Regions from separate parts of the Homo sapiens genome. Here region 2 is linked to region 1. Evidence: chromatin loops called from intact Hi-C (ENCODE). Cell type or tissue: PC-3. All regions are shown on one strand. Each heading gives the region's core, and the rest is flanking DNA. Links, peaks and the distances in the headings are about the cores only.

The links. Hi-C counts contacts between places; a loop is a spot of excess contacts. Peaks named below come from ENCODE experiments on the same cell type or tissue, not always from the same donor. Only the 100,000 strongest peaks of a DNase experiment are listed, where the experiment ranks them.
Region 2: a loop joins it to region 1, with 5 times the contacts of the local background. A loop is called at or near these places in 3 of 110 quality-filtered maps.

The regions. Positions count from the first base shown.
Region 1 is chr10:52,881,231-52,889,569 of GRCh38, forward strand. No RefSeq gene overlaps it. Among named protein-coding and RNA genes, the nearest start is that of MBL2, 110 kb to the left of the region's middle. RefSeq lists an enhancer at 2,995-3,709. In PC-3, for the core only: CTCF peaks have their summits at 3,189 and 3,391; a DNase peak (open chromatin) is centred at 2,911; H3K4me3 peaks cover 835 bases; H3K27ac peaks cover 1,626 bases.
Region 2 is chr10:53,020,452-53,028,790 of GRCh38, forward strand. It overlaps LINC02672 (long intergenic non-protein coding RNA 2672), which reads right to left. Exons shown (of 5, transcript NR_186378.1): 2 at 2,373-2,509. Among named protein-coding and RNA genes, the nearest start is that of LINC02672, 5.5 kb to the right of the region's middle. In PC-3, for the core only: no CTCF peak of the experiment used is centred there; DNase peaks (open chromatin) are centred at 3,160 and 5,020; H3K4me3 peaks cover 1,273 bases; H3K27ac peaks cover 980 bases.

The sequences.
Region 1 (8,339 bases), core at 87-8,086:
GCTGAATTTCGAACCCTGTGCACTTGAGACTCAAGAAAGTTTTCAGTAGAAGAAAGACATCTCCCAATCTTGGGTTTCTCTTTTGGAAACGCTTCATGAATCCTCACTTTGATTTTTATTCCCCTTTAAATGCCTTGGCCTGGGAGAAAGCATTCACAATTTGGACTCTTCACATGTCCCCCACTTCAGTTCATCCTGCCTTTGTAAAATTCTGCCTGTACCACGCCTGTAGTAGTTGGCATTATTCCCATAACTGATCACATTTAGCCCTGTTCATCTTTGGGTTTTTGGGTATGAGAACAGTCTGAGTTCCTAGAAGGCAGGGGCTATGTCTCCATTTCCTTGTCGCTAGGGTGGAAGACATTTCCTGGCTCATACTTTGCGCTGAGGAAGCGTTGAATGAATGAACAAATGGGTACAGGCAGTGTTTGACTATAAAGGGGACTTTGGAAATCAATTAGATTCATTGGATGTGGGCCCTGGAAGGCAACTTCAAATTCCCTGGTGGTAGAGAATCTTAAAATGTAAAATGAACAATTCTGGCCTTCAGCAAATCTCAGAGACCTAATTGTCTAGATATAATTAATTCCAAGGCATCCTGGTGAGGTAATGGCATGTGCATGCGAGGGCATCTTTTTTGAGCCAAAAATTTCTTCTAACGTGTCATGGGACAGTCCTCAGAAAGACTGAGGAGAAGGTGCTAAAAATTGTCATGCTTACTTTGATTTGTAGTGTCCTTGGGTTGTTTTGTCTTTGACCACTTACAAACTGATCTCACTGGGCAAACTGAGTCAGAGCAGCTTTTTAGATGTGTTAATACAATTTGTTTGTTTTTGAGGAAGAGGCTTAAGTATTCAGAACTAGAGGAAAGATAGAGATGGTTAGAGTTGGAAGGAGTTTAAATGAGTCCAGAAATAAATTAACAAAACAAGGCAAAACAATGGAACAGAAGAGAAGTTATGTTCAGCCACTGACCCCTATTTCCTCTCTAATTGCTTATCAGCTTTAGCGAAGCCCTTTTGTACTCAAGGAAGCCCCTTGGTACTCTCACAGTCCTTTCTTTTTCTCAGTGAGATCTCGCCCTCAGAAAACTGCTTGTAAATTTCTATAATGCTAAAGTGTAACTGACTATGTGTTGCAAGGGCAAATACAAATTATAAGTAAGATTCTTAATTCTCCCTGTTGAAAATAAAGAGACTTCCCTCCCTTTTCCTAGACCACTTACTTTAGAAAACTTATACTGTATGTATAAGTTCTTTCTCTTTTTGAAATGTATGTAAATCTTTTTAAAAGCAAAATAAGCCACTTGGCAAAATAGTCTTTCTCAAGGACCTAGGAACCGTGTCTTTCAAATGTAATCAATGAAGGTAGGTAGCACCATATCTCCCAGTTTCCGTGGGAGGGTAGGAACCCAACTTTGGTGAGCACCTTAATTCAAGTTACAAAACTATCTTCTTCCATAAAGATATGAGAAGCTTATTTTTTCTTTTGTACAAATCAATTAATTAACACAGGTAGATACCACAATTACCAGGGGATTTTAAGATGAACTATGTGTGAAAAATGGTGCCGTCAAGTCCTCTTACTTGAGGACTAGTTATTTTTTACCTTGAGGGCACGTGTAGAATGGGTTTATCGGCTTGGCTATATCAAAGCGTAAGATTTCATTCTGTCTTTGCAAATTCTTAGCAGACTATTTGTGATACGCATCACATTCTGGTTTAATGCTTATTCAATAACAAAATTGTTTTCTTCCTCTTCTAAGTTTGTGAAGAAGTTTTTTGGGTTGGGATGAGATTTTGTTTTTAATTATATTTTCCAATATAATATACTTTAGGTTCAGAGACATTTGTATTTTAACTGGTGCCAAACCTTTAAGATTAAAACACTGAATTGCTATAAACTTCCAAGAACCAGTGAACTAAAATGGGAGGTTTATCAGGAAGTCTGGGAAGAGACATGTGTTAAAGAAAAACTTAAAGCAAGTTAAATTTAACAGAGTTTATTTGAGCAATGAAAAGGCTCTAAAACAGGCAGCACTTCAGATGGAAGATGGTTCAGAATGGTGAGCTGTATTTATAAAAAGAAAGAGACAGGAAATTACTTATTACAGAGATTACCTGATTGTTGCAATTCTGCATTTGCCTTATTTGTGAGGAATTTGGCAACGTTCAACCTGGGATTGGCTACTATGGATTGAGACTCCATTGCTTGGTTACAAAGGCATACTCTTAGGTTAGGTTAGAACTTGCTTTCACGCCAAGCTGTGCTGCAGTTCACTACATAGAGAGAAACTTTGGCCCAAATTTTATTAACCAAATATGGAAGGTGCTTTGAGCTAAACTTAAATAAGTTTAACATATGATTCAGGGCCAGGTGTGGTGGCTCACGCCTGTAATCCAAGCACTTTGGGAAGCCAAGAGTTCGAGACCAGCCTGGCCAACATGGCAAATCCCCATCTCTACTAAAAACACAAAAATTAGCTGGGCATTGTGAAGGGGGCCTGGCTAAGGCAGGAGAATCGCTTGAACCCAAGAGGCAGAGGTTGCAGTGAGCTGAGATAGTGCCACTGCACTCCAGCCTGGGCAACACAGTGAGACTCCATCTCAAAATATATGTAAATAAATATAAATATAAATATAAATATATATATGATTCAGGAATACCTGAAGTTCTACACATTAACCAGTCTCTTGGGAGTGAGGAGCACTTTTCTTGGAAGGAAATAGCTGCCCTCCAGTATTTGGTAACAGTCTGCACAGGTTTGTAGCCTAGGAGCAATAGGCGATACCATATAGCGTAGGTTATGTAGTAGGGTCCTTCATCTTTGTTTGTGTAAGTACACTCTGTAATGTTTGCACAAGGATAAAATCGCCTACGGACGAATTCCTGGGGATGCGTCATCAAGCGAGGCATAGCTGTGGTTTCTTACCTGCTTTCTCTGTGGCTTCCACCTTCCATCCGTAAGGCTACTTTCCACAGAGTACACAGAGTCATCTTTTTAATATGCCGAATTACATAATTCTATGCTAAACCCTCCGAAGATTTCCCATTCCTCTTAGTACGTCAGTGACGGTAGATATTGAGACCACCCGATGGAAGAAGAGCGCGTAGGATGTGTTCTGTGACCTACATGCCTATGTCCAAGATAACAAAGGTCAGTACAAATGGGAGTAGAAGGTTGTCATTTCACCTGTTATCCCCTAGATGGTAGTGTGGAACCGCGCAAACTTCTACCTCCGTTGTGATTTCTATGGGGCATTGATGGTGCAGTTATTTTAAGTTGAATCTTCAGGCAGCCTGAACTAAAATCGACAGGAGTTCCTACTTTTTTTCTTTCTTTCCTTTTCCCGCTCCCTTTCTCCTTTTTCAAGAGTGCTAATTGTAGCTTCGAAAACGTGCGCGCGCGCACATACACACGCATCCCAAATGGCAAAATTCTCAAGGTGCTAGATTCTCTCAGAAAAGCACGTCTGCTGTTCCTGAATGTAGACTAAACAGGGTTTCACGTCCAGGAGATGGGGGCTTAGGGAGGGGATCTTCCAGGGAAAGCATTCGAGCTCCCTGGAGCCACGACTCCCTTTAGTGGCTTGTGTCTGCAGTTGAGGGCTGCCTGGCAGACGCCCGGACATTTGGGAAAACAGTCCAAGGTCTTGCAAATTTCATCCAAATTCATCACTGTTACAAAATGCTGCTGTTTTCTTTCTTTTTCCTTTTTTTTTTTTTTTTTTTTTGAGACGGAGTCTCGCTCTGTGGCCCGGGCTGGAGTGCAGTGGCGCGATCTGGGCTCACTGCAACCTCCGCCTCCCGGGTTCAAGCGATTCTCCTGCCTCAGCCTCCCGAGTAGCTGGGACTACAGGCGCCCGCCACCACGCTCGGCTAACTTTTTGTATTTTAGTAGAGACGGGGTTTCACCGTGTTGCCCAGGCTGGTCGCGAACTCCTGAGCTCAGGCAATCCGCCCGCCTCGGCCTCCCAAAGTGCTGGGATTACAGGCGTGAGCCACCGCGCCCGGCTTCCTTCTTTCTTCTGAGGGTGAACTTCTCTAAATGTAGAAACATTCAGAGAATAGGTGGTCACAGGAGAGCAGGTTTGCGCTGGCAGTGAGGGTGGGGTGGCTGGTTCAGAGAACAGAACACACCGGAGCTGTTGATCATTTCCCAGGGAATGGGAATGGAAACAGAGTCACAGGAGCTCCTAGTTGCTGTCGTTTCTTTCAATCAGTGGTTTTTGTGGAGGCAAGAGGCTCCATTGAGCTTCCCGTGGGCATTAGGCTACATAATTTGCAGGTCCTAGAGAAAAATGAAAGTGCTAAGCAAAACAAAAACAAAAAACAAAAACAAAACAAAAAAAAAACAACAAAAAAAAGAATTTTAATACTGGGACTGCAGAGCATTAAACCAGATTGGTCCTCCCAAGGACAGGACCCTATGTGACCACCGCTCTGTTCACACCCATAAAGCCCGTAAAGCTCTGCCACCGGGCATCCACCTTTCCCCCATATTCAGTGCGATATGCTTGTATTTAGCCTTGTCTGTATCTCACTTTCTTAAGCTTTAGGGAGCATTGATTGTGGTATCTTGGACCTACAGGAGAGGTTTTCTCAACAACCTGTGAAAGGAGCTGCTCGCTTTGTAGAAACCATGCTCCTAACCCCTCTTTTTATTCATGTTAATTTAATGTCTGCCTTGATATTGTTCAAAGGAGCTTCCTCAAAATTGGGTGTTTCTGAAGCCTAGGAACAGACGCCTTCTGTTTTGTTCTGAAACAGGCTTCTAAGGAGGAGAATCCTCGATTTGGAAGGGCCCAGGTGAGGCCATGGTTGAACTCAGACCCAAGAAGAGAGAGGCTTTTTATCTGCCTAAAAGCAATCTTGTTTTGGTGACAATGTGTGGGTGGGTGTTTGGCTCTTTTTTAATGCAAGGAAAAGATGTTAAGTTTCAAAAGTAATTTTTGTTTTTCTTGGTCCAAAGTTTTCCTTCTTCCTTTTGGACAACATTCACTTAACTTTCTGCCATAAGTTAATTCAATTATTCTTTGACTACAAATGGATAAGCATGAATTTCATTGATGTGATCAATTTTTAGTAATTACACCACCTTCACATGTGAGATTTCACTAGTCCTTACAGCATCCATGTAAATAGACCTTCTCATTGCCATTTTCCAGAGGAAAAATGGCGGTTCAAAAGCATCAAGTGAATGACTCCAAGATCACACAGCTAGGATAAGGTGGGGGACTTACTCAGGTCCATGCAGACCCCCTTATTCCATATTCATGCCTGCTCCACCATACCATGGTGCCATTTCCAGAAATAATTTCTTGGTATAGGGATATCAAAGTTCGACTGTTAATCCTTACAAATTAGAGTCTGTACTTTTGTAGCCAAAAAATGGTTTTATGGTATATTAAAATAAAATTTAGTCAGCATTGCTTTCCTCTTGAAAACAGACTGTGAATTCCCAAAAGATAGGAATAGTTTTGGCTTCATTTTTAGAACAGTTTCCTACACAGGAGCCCACCTTGAATAATCCAAAAACATGCTCACTGCACCTTCCTTCATCAGCCAAAATCCATTAAGTAATATACAGAAAGCTTAAGTCCAGCATCATTTATTTGTATTTCAGAGATCTAGCTTCAATAAGTAAGATGATCTGTAAAATATCTAACATATAAGAGACCTTCGGTTCATCTGTCCCTTCGTCAATGTTTCACAATTGACAAATATTAACTCACCTCACATCATGTCTCCAAAGTGTTAGAGACGACAGTAAACAACACAGACGTCACTGGGCTCATGCAGCTTACATTCTAGTGAGGAAGACAGAGGATAAACCATTGTTAAATGTATACATCAGAAAGTTATAATGAGGACAATGAAGAAAAAGAAGAGACAGTAAGAACACACAGGCAGATGAGAGTTGAGTGCCATTTCAGTGAGGGTGTTTCTACTGCGATAACATTTGGGTAAAGACTTCAATGAACTTGGAGAATAATAAGTAAATATTAGTCATAATAACTTCTTTTCAAGAGCATAACACCTTATAACTTTTGATGGTGACCTTTCTTCCCAAACGTTTATTAAGACCAATACCAATGTTTGCTCTGTTACTAGTCTAGTATCATATAAAGTTGCTATAAAGCATCCAAAACCTCTCTTTGTTCAAATGCAGATTTTCCTGGCATATCAGCATCCCCCTTGTAGGCCCCTTGCCTCCTGCTGGCAAGCCAGCTGACAAACTCCAAATGCTGACTCTTGGCTTCCTTCAATTTGTCCTCCACACCTGTGGCCTGGGTCCTTCCTCGTGTGGTCATGTGGTTCCATGTTTTGTGTCTCAGACGCAGAAACTTTTTGGAGAGAAATAAGCACAGTGCATATGTAGACATTTTGATTCTCCCCAGCTAGAGAAAAATATACGCATCGGATAGTTAGAAATTTGGAAACTGATTCAGATTACAATGAAAACATTAAAAGTCTCTTTACAGAAGATAGATATTTGCCAACTTTAAATCAAAAAATCATAGTATTATGAGAATTATAATTGCAGGGCAAGCATTTAATTTAATTCAGCCCTGAAGTTCTGCTTTCTAGGATGCACTTAAAACTGTCAGGGGAAGTCTGTTTTAAGACAAATTAAAGGGAGGTGAATTTGCACCTGTGTTTTAAAAGAAAGAAATTAAACTCATGGATTTGGAACCTAAAATGTTAAATAGAGAGAGCAAGGTGGGAGCAAGTAGACAGGAGGAGCTAAGTGACAATGCAGGGAGGGATCTTGGAGTTTGAATAATGTGACCAGCTTTAGAGACCACCAAGTTCAACTACAAGTGGAGCCCTCAGTGAGCAGCCTCAACGGATTGTTTGTATTAACAGGTTAACTTCATTGTCTTTTTCCCACGTGATTGATTTTGATCTAGCTTTTTGTCTTCACACTATATTTGATCTTAAATCCCCCCAGTCTATTTCAGTTTATTGCTTCTCCGTTTCTCTGTGCTGCACTGGAGGTAATTTTCTCATCTGTCTTTCAAATAACAGATTATCTCTTTTGAATTGTCTCACTTACTGTTTGACGATTTTATGAACAGTTTTTCATCTCTAGAAGTTCCCTTCGTTCTTTTCGAAGTTTACTTGTCCTTTTTTCATAACATTCTGCCTATCTTTTGTCCCTTCCTCTCTCTTCAGACATGTTCGGCATGTTTAGTATTATTGATATTTCTTTGGGTGTGAAGTCTCTCCTAGGTTGCATTGCCCAGTCAGTTCTCACACTGGTAGGTTTCTTCCAGTGCTGTCTGTTTTATGCCCACCTTCAGTGGGAGTTGTCTTCTTTCACCACCCCCTTTGGACAGGATTTCAATACTGACTTATTATTATCATTATTATTTTGAGACGGAGTCTCGCTGTGTCACCCAGGCAGTGGCGCGATCTCCGCTCATTGCAGGTTCCGCCTCCTGGGTTCACGCCATTCTCCTGCCTCAGCCTCCGGAGTAGCTGGGACTACAGGCACCGCCACTACGCCCAGCTAACTTGTTCTGTATTTTTAGTAGAGACGGGGTTTCACCGTGTTAGCCAGGATGGTCTCGATCTCCTGACCTCGTGATCCGCTCGCCTCAGCCTCCCAAAGTGCTGGGAGTACAGGCTTGAGCCACTGCGCCCAGCCAATACTGACATTTTTTATACCAGCTTCTCCTCTTGGATTTTCATACCACTTGAATACACAGAATGTGGGTCTCACACTTAAAAACAGGGCAGGCTTGGGGTTCTGCATGCATAATAATCACTGTTATTTACCTGAAGCTCAAGAGGGGAGTCAATTTTCTTTTCTTTTTTTTTTTTTTTTTTTTTTTTTGAGATGGAGTCTCGCTGTGTCGCCCAGGCTGGAGTGCAGTGGCGCGATCTCGGCTCACTGCAAGCTCCGCCTCCCAGGTTCACACCATTCTCCTGCCTCAGCCTCTCGGGTAGCTGGGACTACAGGCGAGGGGAGTCAATTTCCAAGGTAAGCCCTGGAGCAAGTGGGGAGAGGTTTCTGTTTGTTTGTTTGTTTGTTTGTTTGTTTGTTTGAAGTTTCTGATTTAGACAGGATCATCCCCTATTTTTGGCTTTTGGTTTTTTGCAGAAAGGGTAACTCCAGCTCTCCCCCAAGAATGGCCACAAAACTAGTTGAAGATTGAGTGCTAAAATCATACTCCCTCACATCTGTACTAGTTTCAGGTATCTCCAAGGACTTCTGCAACTTCACCTGATTCTCAGTGTTGTGGTTCTCAGTTTTCTGCCACACAAAAAGTTCTCTTTCTTGCTTCTGAGCTTGACATGAATTTGAAAGGTTTATTTTTAAATTGCACATA
Region 2 (8,339 bases), core at 134-8,133, 140 kb after region 1:
TGGGTAGTTGCTATGGGCCAAATGTTGGCATGCCCCCAAAATGTAACTTAACTGCCAATGTGTTCGTGTTAAGAGGAAGGGCCTTTAAGAGGTGAAGTCATGAGCAAAAAGCACTCAAGAATGGAATTAGTACCCTTATAAAAGGAATACCAAGGAAACTGTTTGCTTCTTCTGCCCTCTTCCATCCTGTGAAGGCACTATTTTGGAAGCAGAGAGCACATCTGCGCTAGACACTGAAACTGCTGGCGCCTTGATCTTGAATCTCCCAGCCTCCAAAACTGTGAGAAATAAATTTCTGTTGCTTACAACTAACCCAGTCTAAGTATTTTATTGTAGCAGCAGGAATAGACTAAGACAGTAATCTACTAACATTTTCAGAATATGTTCACCTGTAGTTTTCTTATTTTATTTTCATACCATCCATGTGATACAGATAGTTTAAACTAGAGTTGACAGATGGAGTCACAGATTCAATTTAATGCCCAAGGTCCCAAAACAAGTTAATGTTGGAAGGGGGAACCAAATGTTATGAATTCCAATGCTGGGTAAATTCTCCCAGGCCATGCTGAAAATTTAATTTGATTTCCAGATCTCTTCCTTCTTACTTGATTTTTGTCAATGATATTTGATTGTGCATCTAAAACCAAATAGCAAGCATACAAAATTGGTGTAGTTTTGTAGACTAGAGATTTCAGACCCTTGTCTTTTTGTCTGGTACTTTGGGTTTAATATTAAACCACTATCAGTAGAAACTGCAGCAATTTTTACTGATATGCTCAAACCAAAATTCTTAAAATAATTATATATTTTTTCAGTTCTTGATTTTATTTTAAATTATTGTTGTATTTAATACAACTGTGAGACTCAAGGAGCTTGATTATTTATACTCTGTAACTGTGAATCTCTCTTTATATATCGATTTATGTAAATGTTCCAATGGGATTGCCTTCACACAATGTGATAAATTCCATATACATGAAATGTCCTCAAAAACTAAGAAATATGGGAATTCTATGAAAGTATTTAACGAGACCAACTTGTGCTGGTTCAATATTATCCTTCTGTGATAAAAATGATTCCAAACCTAAGCTCTAAGAATCATTCCTCTACAAGTCCAACATTATATGCTAGCCCCAGTTTAGCACGGGAGGTAGATTTATAGGGGAATTGTGTACGGCACTATAGGGATATTTCTCACTCACTTAGTATCAACTAGAAAGTTTTCCAAAATACAATCAATATTCATAAATGCTTACATACACAGTACACATTTGGCTCAATTGAATCCACATTCCCATCAAACACAGAATTCCCAGGATAAAATAAAGCAATAATACCAAGACCAATTACACCATGGGGGCTTTAATATCTCAGAAAACTTTCAGACACTTATTTCTATAATTTAATAATTATTAACACGATTTAAAATTCATGTATTCATATTGAGTATTTCTAAAAATAGCTTTAAATAGTATTTGTTCTTTAAATACATGTAATACTTTGTGTTAAAAAATAATAAAATGTATCTTTTACAAATCTCTAGCCCTTCTTTTGCTTAACAATATTTTCATAGGAACTATTTTATTTGAGGTGGTGCTTTGTGACTATTTTGTTCTACTTCCCTGTACTTTTTAATAGTACCTCTCAGCACTAATAAATAGCCATTTCATTTGGTGTTTTTAGAGTTTGATATATAAAACCTTACAACAAATTCCAGTCCCAACCCACTCCTAATTATATCCCTAAATATTTCAATTTATTTGAATTTCTTGGAATGCTAGTTACATAATTCTGTGTGGCAAATAGGGGAGTAGTCAGGAAAGTATCTCCTAATACCTGTTGTCCTATTTTTAAAGTGGTCTGTAACAGGTCTGAAGCCACAAGAAATGGAAATACCTTCATTCCATAGATAGAGACATGAGGGACTTAACAAAAACTTTTAACCAAAAGATTAAAAGAAAAAAAAGCAGAGATAAGCTAGTCATGGCAGTTTTATAAATGCTCTGTACTTAAACATGTTAATTAGACATACATCAAAAGTGTTTTAGTATTAGCGAAGGGGTTATGAATGTATAGGTTAATGAAGACATAAAAACAGCTTGTAATAACAAAAAAGGGTGCAGTGAACATCTCTTTTCATAGGGGTGTAGACAGCATTTTGGGAAATACACAGAAGATGCAATACTAAAAGTTTCATTGTTAGAGTATGCGGTTGCAGACATAAGCAGGAAGGAGAGCACCCCAGCACCCCACCCCAAGGAATGTCATGTGATCATTAGGTGATGATCAGGCAGTTGTTAAACTGTCTCTTTGAAATGATAATTTGTCACAGCTGGCCAGAGGAAGACAATATTCCAAGAGAGAGAAAATACCTGGAGTTGGTGATCAGCAGTTTCTGAATAAGATCTCAGCAGTTGGGCGAGCAGGCTCAAGCATGCGTACTAAGCAGTAAAATGGCAAATGTATGATCTTCCTCTGGAGGCATTGGACTGGTACAGGAAAATCACCCCTAGAGAACACGTGCACAACCTCAGTAAATGCAATATGCATGCAGTCACCTTCCCAAGTGCTGACTGACACTGGGCTTGGGTCAGGTGAGCAATAGCCTGCCTCAAGGGAGGAGAAACGCAAATCCCAGAACCAAGCCAATTATAAAAATCCCAAGCCAAAGGCTGGATGGGGCACTTGTATCTCTCCAGTTACCAGCTTGGCCCTTCTTCAAAGTGCATGAAACAGCCTTTGCAAAAATCATAACTGACAAAATTATGACAGTGAAAGAGATCAGACCTAACCAACCCATCTTGCTTCTAACCTCTAAGTTGTCTTGGTTCATTCCTGGGCATAGGCCAAGCTACACTCGGGAAGGAATTTACGGATTAATCTCTGAAACAAAATTGATAATAGCCCTTTCCTGAAAAAAATAAAACCCCTTCTTGCTGGGGGATGAGCCTGGCTTTGTAGGACTAACAAATTAGCTGGAAGATTAGAGGTTATGGTTTAGGGGCCATGCAGCCTCCAGCTGCAAAAGTCTGAACCTCTCCAAATTGCTCCTGCGACTAACATCACTGTTGTAAAACCTAAAATCAGTACTTAAGATATTTTGCAAGACCCTGCATTCTGATGCAGCAGATGACACCACCCAGACCAATAATCTGGCTCAACCAGTTCTGCAATCCCACCCAGGAACAGAAGTCAGCAAGACTAACCCACTTCAACGCCTTATGATTTCATTCTCAACCCAACCAATCAGCACTCCCTACTTCCCAAGTCAGTATCTGCTAAATTATCCTTAAAAACTCCAGTCCCTGAGTTTTGGGGGAGACTGATTTGAGTAATGATAAAACCCTTGTCTCCCACACAGCCGGCTCTGTGTGAATTACTCTTTCTCCATTGCAATTACTCTGTCTTGATAAATTGGCTCTGTCTAGGCAGTGGGCCAGATGAACCCATTTGGTGGTTACATGTACTTTGCTTCCTTTTGCTCCTGCTCTAAAATTTGCCTCAGTCTCTCCCTCTGCCTTAAACCTATTTCTGCCCCTTGGCCAAATTCTTTCCTCCAAAGAAGTAAGGATTCATATTTGCTGCAGACTCGTATGGATTCGCCGCTGGTTACATCATCATTAAAATAAAAATTTAGTTTGTATTAAAATTTAAAACATCTGCTCTGCAGAAGACACTGTTAAGAGAATCAAAACACAAATGACAGATAGAAAAAAATATTTTTGCAAAATACATATCTCATAAAAAGAACTTGTGTTCAAAAATACAAAGAACATTTAAATCTGGCTCAAGTCTACAATACTAGCACTTTGGGAGGCCGAGGCAGGTGGATCACGAGGTCAGGAGATTGAGACCATCCTGGCTAACACGGTGAAACCCCATCTCTACTAAAAATACAAAATAATTAGCCGGGCGTGGTAGTGGGTGTCTATAGTCCCAGCTGCTCTGGAGGCTGAGGCGGGAGAATGGTGTGAACCCGGGAGGCGGAGCTTGCAGTGAGCCGAGATCGTGCCACTGCACTCCAGCCTGGAGGACAGAGCAAGACTCTGTCTCAAAAAAAAAAAAAAAAAAAAAAATTAAATCTCAACATTATGTAAACAAAAACTTCATTAAAAAGAGCAAAATATCTGAACAGACGGTTCACCAAAGAGAGCACACAAGCATGCAAATTTTTTTATCATTTGTCTTTAGATAATTACAAATTAAAACAACAAAAAGGTGCCACTGTACATTGAATACAGCAATCATGCTCTTAGGTATTTACCCAGTTGATTTGAAAATGTTTTTCTGGCTGGGCAGGGTGGCTCACGCCTCTAATCCCAGCACTTTGGGAGGTTGAGGCGGGCGGATAACGAGGTCAGGAGATCGAGACCATCCTGGCTAACATGGTGAAATCCTGTCTCTACTAAAAATACAAAAAATTAGCCAGGTGTAGTGGCATGTGCCTGTAGTCCCAGGTACTCAGTAGGCTGAGGCAGGAGAATCACTTGAACCCCGGAGGTGGAGGATGCAATGAGCCGAGATCGCATCACTGCACTCCAGCCTGGGTGACAGAGCGAGTCTCCATCCACCTCCCCCCCCAAAAAAATGAAAGTGTTTTTCTGCACAAAAATATGCATATAGATGTATACAGCAGCTTTTTTCCCCCCATGATCATTAAAAACTAAAAGCAACCAAGATGTATTTCAATAAGTGAATTTTTATAACACACTGTGGTATATCTGTAATGCCTGAGGTTCTTGCCTAGCCACACCAAAGAATTGGTGTGCTAGCTGACCACGGCGAGTGATAGAGACATGGACCGAGAGCGAGAAAAAACTGTAAGCTTTATTAAGCAGAGTGAAAGTACAAAGCTTCCACAGCATGGGAGGGGTCCTGAACGGGTAGCCACTGTTGGTTTTGGGTGATTGCCTTTTAAACTCTTTAAAGCGGGAGATACATGAGGTGGGAAGCTTGTTACAGGAGCCGGAAACAAAGGCAGTAAATTATTTTGTGACATGTCTTAGATTTTGAGGAAAACCGGAATTGCAACTTAGGTTTTATCTACTTTAGGACCTTGCAGCAGCATGGCAAAGGAGACAGGATCTTACAGGACTTTACAAAGTATGTTTACAAGGAATCTGAATTGGGAGTGTAGATAAGGTCCACTGGTCACAGAAAAATGAGCAGTTAACATTCCTTTATTTTAGTTTCAGGGGCGGGGGAAGGGAGAGAGGGAGAGAAGATACAGGGAAACTTACAGCAAATTTTTCACTGTTTATAGCTTTCTTGGGGAAGAAAACACATGCACGAATCCTGGTGTTAGGAATATTTTAAGCGTATATCTTCAATATTATTCATCCAGGACTGAAGTAAGTCCTGATGCAGGAAATGAGTGAGTTTCACAGCTTTCTGAGCCCCTACTTGACCCAGGAAGCCCAGCTGGCACCTCCTCTCAGTCCTGCCTCTAAACAGGACACCCCAACTGCTGTTGGGAACCGTGTGGCAGTCGTTCTGGCTACTTCCTGCTGGTTAGGGGTGAAGAAGGGGCCCTGCAGTTTGGTGTCCTCCAGAGGGGAATTTTCTAGGGTAATTGAGGGACCAGCGGGTTGATCCAGGGGTCCTCGGTAGAAGCCGTGAGCTGAGCTCATTTGAGGTTCCATTTGTAAGATCATTTGTAGCTTGATGGCTTTGATCCTGGAGGGAACAAATTTGACAAGAGGTTAAAAATGCAAGGCCCAAAGGCGAGTAATAGTAGGATGGCTGTCACAGGTCCTAGAAAGGGGAGGAGCCAAGGTATCCATTGGTTAAACATATTCAAGGGTCCTGAGTGTTCAAGCTCCTTTTTCCTACTTTCTATCTGTTCTTTTATTTCTTTGACCTTTTCAATAATGATTCCCAACTGGTTAACAAAATAGCAACATGAACTGGGAGTTAGAGTGCAGGGGAATGCAGAAGAAGGCATCTTTGAGGTCCAAAACAGTGAACCATTCTTTCTCTGGTATTTGAGAGAGCAGTGTATAAGGGTTGGGTACAGCAGGATATAAACGAATTACTGCCTCACTGATGATTCTGAGGTCTTGCACTAGTCTCCACTGGCCATTTGGTTTTTGTATTCCTAGGATTGGGGAGTTGCAATGACTGCTGCATTTTCTTACTAATCCTTGAGTTTTTAAATGTCTGACAATATCCTGTAATCCTTTGAGAGCTTTAGGCCTTAAGGGATATTGCCATTGATAAGGAAAAGTGGTGGAGTCTTTTAGCCTGATTTGAACTGGATGGGTATTCTTTGCCCTTCCAAATTGTCCTTCCAAGGCCCAGACTTCAGAATTGATTCCTTCTTCAAGGAAGGGACAACAAATGGGTAATTTGTTCCCCATATTCATGTAGATAATAGTCCCAGCTTTGGCTAATATGTCCCTCCCTAATAAGGGTGGGAGTTTCGGGCATAACAAGAAAGGCATGTGAAAAGAGCAAAGTCTCCTAATTGCAGCTGAGGAGGCGAGAGAAATACCTGGTTACAGACTGTCCTAAGATTCCTTGGATAGCAACGGACTTTGAGGACAGTCATCCTGGGCAGGAGATTAAAACTGAGAAGGCTGCACCAGTGTCCAGGAGGAAGTCCACTTTGTGGCCCTCAATGGTCAAACTTACCTGGGGCTCTGTGAGGTTGATGGCATGAGTGGGTGCTTGCCCCAGGCACCCTCAGTCATGTTGCTGAATCATCTGGTTGGGTGCTTCTGTCCTAGAGGGTCTTCATCCTCTGGGGCAGTGTGCCTTCCAGTGATTGCCTTGGCATATTGGACATGGGCAAGGGGGCAGTTTGTTTCTGGTTGGACAATCTTTCTTAAAGTGTCCTTGGAAACCGCAATGATAACAAGCCCTACTAGGCAATTGGCCTGCTCCTCTTTTGGTTCCCTGTGAGCCACCAAGGTCTGCCTGTCTGAGAGCCATGACTAAGGCTGCAGTCTTTCTCTTATCTCGCTTTTCCTTTTTGGCCTGCTCCTCTTGGTCCCTGTTACAGAACACCAAGGTTGCCAGGTTTAGTAATGCCTCCAAATTTTGTTCTGGGTCTAAAGCAGACTTTTGGAGTTTTCTCCTAATATCAGCTGCTGCTTGGGTGATAAATTTATCCTTTAGAATAAGTTGGCCTTCCAGGGAATCTGGAGTTAGGGAGGTATGCTTTCTTAGGGCCTCCCTTAGCCTTTCTAGAAAAGTGGAGTAGTTTTCCTCTGTTCCCTGTATAATTGTGGATAGCATTGAGTAGTTCATAGGCTTGTTCCTAGTCTTCCTTAACCCTTCTAAAATGCAAGTTAGCAAATGCCTGTGGCTCTAATCTCCATGATCTGAGTCAGTATCCTAATGAAGGTCTACAGTGGGGACTGCCTGTTGCCCTGTGAGGAATTTTTCCCTCTCCTCCAGGGCCATTCAATCGTTTACCTGGCTAAGTTAGCACAGATCCCCAAATTGCTGGGCTGCTGTTAAAGCTGCTTCCTTTTCAGTAGGACTTCAGGTCTGATCAAGAAGTAACATGATATTTCTCCATGTTAGATCAAAGGACAGCCCTAATCTTTGCAGGACATCTATATAGCTATCAGGATCACCTGAGAATTTTCCCAAATCTGCCTTGATTTGTTTTAAATCTGATAGTTAGAAAGGGACATGCAGGTGAATGGGCCTAAATTTTCTTCCTACTGTTTATAAGGGACATAGTTTGGGTGTCTGGCTCGTGGAGTTTACATTTTCTTTCCAGTGTGCCTTTAACACTTTGGTGGGGCCAGATGGAAGAGAGTCAGTGGGGGAGGAGAGTGAGGCTGAGGGAAGAGGCCCTGAGTATGGAGGTAATTGTGGGCCTCTGTCATTTGGGCAAAGCTTGCAGGCTTGGCACAGGGCAGTATTGTCACGAAGGGCAAAGAAAGCCTGTACGTAAGGGACTTCACTCCATTTACCTTCCTGTTTACAGAAAATCTAGTTGTAGAAGGATGTTATAATTAATATTTCCCTCAGGGAGCCAAGTTTCTCCATTTTGTAAGGAATACTGTGGCCAGGCAGTGGTACAGAAGAAAATCAGTGGCTTCTTTTTTAAGGTTTCAGGGTCGAGTTTGTCCTAATTATTCAGGATACATCTTAAGGAAGTGTCTGGTTTTGAAGGTGTGGTGCCCATATGGAATTTTAACACAGGGGTGCCTACACCTCTAGTTAGTCCTCGGACTCGTCTTCCCTTAGGGCATCCCCTAAGGGTCAGGTCCATTTATGCTCAAAGCTCATGGCCACTTTTCCTGAGCTCTCCATCTACCGGATTTAACCATGCTTACCGGTGGGATGGAAACTTCCCTTGCCCCTGCCGTGCACCCACTGAC